Linked DNA regions of Homo sapiens: region 2 is linked to region 1. Evidence: read pairs that join two places in POLR2A ChIA-PET (ENCODE). Cell type or tissue: K562. All regions are shown on one strand.

The links. ChIA-PET counts read pairs that join two places held together with the same protein. Peaks named below come from ENCODE experiments on the same cell type or tissue, not always from the same donor. Only the 100,000 strongest peaks of a DNase experiment are listed, where the experiment ranks them.
Region 2: POLR2A ChIA-PET joins it to region 1 with 10 read pairs; 3 of 35 experiments call an interaction of 5 or more read pairs at or near these places.

What each region holds. Positions count from the first base shown.
Region 1 is chr11:45,993,395-45,995,894 of GRCh38, reverse strand. The region is part of intron 6 of PHF21A (PHD finger protein 21A); the gene reads left to right. Among named protein-coding and RNA genes, the nearest start is that of LARGE2, 72 kb to the right of the region's middle. RefSeq lists an enhancer at 942-1,487 and a silencer at 1,928-2,109. In K562, a CTCF peak has its summit at 264; DNase peaks (open chromatin) are centred at 264, 1,384 and 2,004; H3K4me3 peaks cover 649 bases.
Region 2 is chr11:46,242,318-46,244,817 of GRCh38, reverse strand. No RefSeq gene overlaps it. Among named protein-coding and RNA genes, the nearest start is that of LINC02710, 24 kb to the right of the region's middle. RefSeq lists a silencer at 1,237-1,446, enhancers at 525-1,458, 1,459-2,392 and a cis regulatory region at 890-1,772. In K562, a CTCF peak has its summit at 1,115; a DNase peak (open chromatin) is centred at 1,357; H3K4me3 peaks cover 1,969 bases.

The sequences.
Region 1 (2,500 bases):
TTGAATATTATGAAGATTACCAGAAGGTTTTTGAATCACTTTTGATTTAAATAAGCTCCCATCATTTGTTTACTGGTTTCCAGCTTTATGTTTTTGGTTTGTTTTTGTCTACACATGTATAATTGAGCTGAATATGTGTGCCAATAAGTAACAGAGCTGCGTTCAGCTTCTGCTTAAGTCTGCAGTATTAAAGTCTTCCTTTTGTTACATGTGCTGGTCTTGCAGACTCTGTAGAGCCTTATCAAATGCAGCCAGTTGGTGCTGCTGGTATGAAAGCACAGGGGAGCTCTCATGTGGAAGGTTAATGGAGTGTAATTATAAAGAAAAATGAACTGCTCAACCACTCTATCTCACTCTACCTGCACCAAGAGTGACAAGTGCTCTGATCTTTTATAAACCCGGGAGTAGAGGTTTAACCATCTAAAATTATGACAGTATAACTGTCACACAAACATGCTGTGAAGTATAGGTATGCACCCCTGTGTAAGAATGATTCCTTCCTGTTAGGGGAGTCTCTGTTAGGACAGGAGCACCTTCAGCCACCAAGAGCAGCTGCTTGTTAAACATTGCACTTTTGTGTCACTTCTTTTCCACTGAATTTGTTCCATTTTCTTTTCCTAAAAGTGCTTTCTCCCCTATGATTAGTGGCAAAAGTGGATAGCCTGCTGATGAGTGGGTTCGTTCCACTGTATCCCATCAGACAACAAATATCCATGCTTTCTCCAAGCAAGCCTATCACACTTGCCTTAGCAGCCAACCTGAAATCAGCTGTATTCTTATAAAGGGGATGGAAATAATTGTCTCTTCTCATTCTCAACATCTAAGCAGAGTAGACTCTAGGACGCTTAGGTACAGTCTGACAATTAGGTCTTTCTCCCAGGTCTGCATATAGCACAGAGATTATACACATTTCTGTGGGCTCAAGATGGAGTTAGATTCTTACGTCCTTTGGTTGAAAATATTATCAGAAATATTTAGTAAGGAAAATGCAGCACAGAGGGACAAGGACAGAGAAATACCAGGGAGACATTCAAAGCGTGTGATGACTAGACAAACTGTTACTAGTGTGTCACGTTGCCAGTGAATATTGCAAAGTCGTCCTACTACTGGAACATCTGAAGGGTAAGCTAAGCGAGCTGGGTTGCAGAGCTGGGTTGATTTAGAGCTTTTGCCAGCTCAGCACAGAGTTGAAATAAGGTGTTGCAGAATGATGCAACAGCAAAACCCCTGACATCTTGTTCTTACAAAGCCTAAAACATAACCACTCTTGGTGAGGCTGTGCTGCCTACTGAGATAAGTAAATTCAGCATCACATACATTAGGCCTGTGGAGACTAAGCAGAAGTGATGGCTGCGTCACTTACACAGCAGTCTTACTGACTGAGCCCTGGTCTTGCCTGATACGTGGAGGAGGGGCAGCCAGGATTCCTAGTAGCAGCTCTGAAAGCAGGGAGGCTGGTTTTAAAACCTCTCTGTGTGGTTTGTAATGGTATTTCCGCAGCCCCTTTGCATATGGGTTTTGATTATCTGAGCTCTATTTCAAAAGACAAATAGCTACATAATTTTTATGGCAGTAAGATAAATCTGTTAGTGAATCAAATTTTTAAATCCAGCTTTAGTGGATGGTAAGTAAAGTTTGCTATGATTTACTTTAAAAACCCACCAGAGCCCAACACTTTACCCAGTCTAAATGTTGCCAGTGTCCATTCCATTTTTAAAATTGAAGTCATTATTCCAGAATTGAAGTTTTTGGCTTGAGGCTGTAAGGTTAGCAACAGAATCTTAAAATTGTCCATCATACTATGTAGACGAGGAAGTATATCATTCTTGTTGGGTTGGCTCCAGCATTTATCCCTGCTCAGCTGCCCTGCCAAAGAGACTGTCTTGGATGACAGAAGTACAGTCTCCCTGGCACTTTGAAGCAAGTTATCTAGCCCTGCCCAGTCCCTTTAGGAACGTTCCCAGCCTTTCCAAGTACTTAGAGCAGTTTCTAGGAAATTCATCTCAGATAGGCACTGTCGGTGTAACAGGCTCCAGAGCTATCTCGCCAGCTGCCCGAGCCTCATCTCTGACCGTCCCGTTTCCCAGCATCACTGCATCCACTGGCTCCTCTCCTGCTTGGCCCTTTCAATTTATTGTGTAGGTTACTCTACTTCCTTGGATCTCAACAGCCTGACTCTGTTTCCTGGCAGTTGACTGTATCTAGAGAATATGACCAGAAAGGGACATCTCTCCCTGTTGGCCCAGCTCCCCATACTAGTGTACTCTGCATTCAGTCAGTCTGCTTGGATGCCACCCAACCTCCTGTGAGCCCCAGAAAAGTTGGCTCAGAAAAATGAGCTCCAGCTTTTTGTTAGTGAACAGAGCTTCATTCAAACTAGTTTTCCAGAGGGCAGGGATTCCATATTCTAGTCCCAGTTTTACTATCACAGAACTGTGTAACTTTTGATTGGTCACCCATCACCATGTGCCTCACTCTCCCCATCTGAATCAATGACAGT
Region 2 (2,500 bases), 250 kb before region 1:
GCCATGTAGGCTCTGGAGACAGGCTAGTGGAGTTTGCATCCTGGCTCTGTGATCTTAGGCAAGTTACTTAACCTCTCTGTGCCTCATTTTTCTCCTTTAAAATGTAAACAACATCCACCTTCTGTGGTGTCATAAGGAGTAAGAACATGTAAAGTGCTTAGAATAATGCCTGAGACATTGACAATCACTCAATATGTTAGGTAGTATTACCTCCAGAGTTTTTGTTTGTTTTTGAGACAGGGTCTCACTGTCACCCAGGCTGGAGTGCAGTGGCACCATCATAACTCACTGCAGCCTCAACCTCCCGGGCTCAAGCAATCCTCCCACCTCGCCTCCCCGGTAGTTGGGACTACAGGCACGCGCCACTATGCCCAGCTAATTTTTGTGTTTTTAGTAGAGATGGGTTTTACCATGTTGCCCAGGCTGGCTGACCTCCCAAAGTGCTGGGATTACAAACATGAGCCATTGTGTCCAGCAATTACCAGAGTTTTTCACCAAATGTGGTAGACGAGACAATTTAGCATATATATATATATATATATATATATGGCTGGTCAAGTGAAGCAGTGTGAGTGGAGAAGAAAAGAAAAAAGAAAAGAAAGAAATCTGTAACTGAATGTGATCAGTTAGTTGCAAACACCACTGCACTCGGACCAGCCCATATATATATTTTTTATTTTAATAGTTTTGAATTTATTTTCAGCCTGTAGCTTTGCTAATGTTATTGCTTAGGGCAAAGCTATCTAAAAAAGGGAAACGGTTTAAAGTTAAAGAAAAAGTTAATAAAATAAAAGTCTATTAAAATATATAATAGTGGTGGAATGTGGACATGGAAGCAAACCGTGAAGGCAATATCCGAACAGCTGAAAATTTTGGAAAATAATCGGTGACGTCTCCTGCTCATAAAACCTAAAACAGATGAGCGAGGCAGAGGAGATACTGACAAAGGAGGTATCAAAATCTTGCCTCCTTTCCGCCCCGTAGCCACAATGCCTCCCTTCTTAAGAAAGTGTGTGGTGTGAGGGCCCAGACCCGCGAGGCTTGACTGTGCTTCCGAGCTGTGGATCCTGGACAGTGCTGCGGATCGGGGGCGCAGGAGAGGGACGCCGAATCCAAAGGCCCAAGTCTGGAAACCGAAGCCAACTTCCCAACTTCGCTCTGCCGGTGCGTTTGGGGAGATTTGGGCCTCTCTGATTTTTTTGGATCACTGGGTCAATCAGTCAGCCAATGCCTCGGGAGAAGTTTAATTAAGCTCAGATCGCAGGCGCGAGCTGCCAGAGGTCTCCCTGGCCGACCGGCCCCGCCCCCCGCACATCTGGTGAAAAGCTCCCCCTCCGCCCTTTGGGGCGGGGCCGCAGCCCGCGCATGCGCGTCGGCCCGGTTCCCGGCGCCCCGCAGCAGGACTCAACTCCCAGAACAGCGTTGCAAACTGTTGCATCAGACAGCAAGCAGCCGGTCGGGCTGCCAGGGTTTCTAGGAAGATAGGAAGGGTTTGAGATCCTCTGTGGTCGCCTGGGAGCTTTGGCTGTCACTCACGGTGTTTACATGCCGGTAACGCGATCCCCTAAAATATCAAGCTTGCACCCATCAGAGGAGGGCCATAGCCACAGGTGAAATTCCCTGAACGCCATTGCTCCTGTCCTCACTCCACGCCCTGACCCAGGCGGGACTAACTGAACTGGACTTCGTCTGCTTTATTAATGGCAAGGGCCCTGAAGGAATCAGCTGGGTTCGATTTCTCTTCCCAAGTACAAGAATGCCCCCTGAGGAATTTCTCACTCTGTGAAAGTGCAGAACTAATTTCCCCTGACAAGTGCTATTGCCGGTTCCCAAAAGGGTTTGGAAGGATCCCAGCAGAAATGTTCAGTGGTTTCCAAATCTCTTTACCCCAGCAGCTGGACACACAGACCCTGAGCTAGGAGCCCCTTTGGGCATCCAGAACTTCTTGGTGGGTGGACACACGTCCTTGACACATAGGTCTTCCTTTTGTCGTATCTCAGGCCCCTTGTTATGAAGACTTTGGATATTAGCCAGAAAATGCACAACCACAAATTCATGCACACATATATATTGAGCAGCACACATATACAATGAGTTCTCTGGGTCCAAATGGCTTTAGCAACTCAGGTCAGTGGAAAAGTCGTTCTTACGTTCCCTCACTCTTCCGGCCTCTGGGCCATTCTTCCTCAAAGAGAGAAAATAATGCTGTATCTAGAAGGGATAGGACAAGCTAAGCTGGTGGGTGGGATATTCAAGAAGAATGAGAGCACTGATTTGGAATCTAGTTTTTAAAGGGATTTTCAAGGACATAATCTGAATCCCATGGCTCAATCCTCTTTTTTTTTTTTTTTTTTGGAATGGGTCAAGACCAAGATCATTCAGTATTAATGGATTTTCCAGAAAGACAAAAACTGGCAATTTACCTTGAGCATTCTGCATCTTTAGGGTGTTGATGGTGAAAGTCTATTCCCTGTGAATAATTCTGAGAACTAAAACAGGC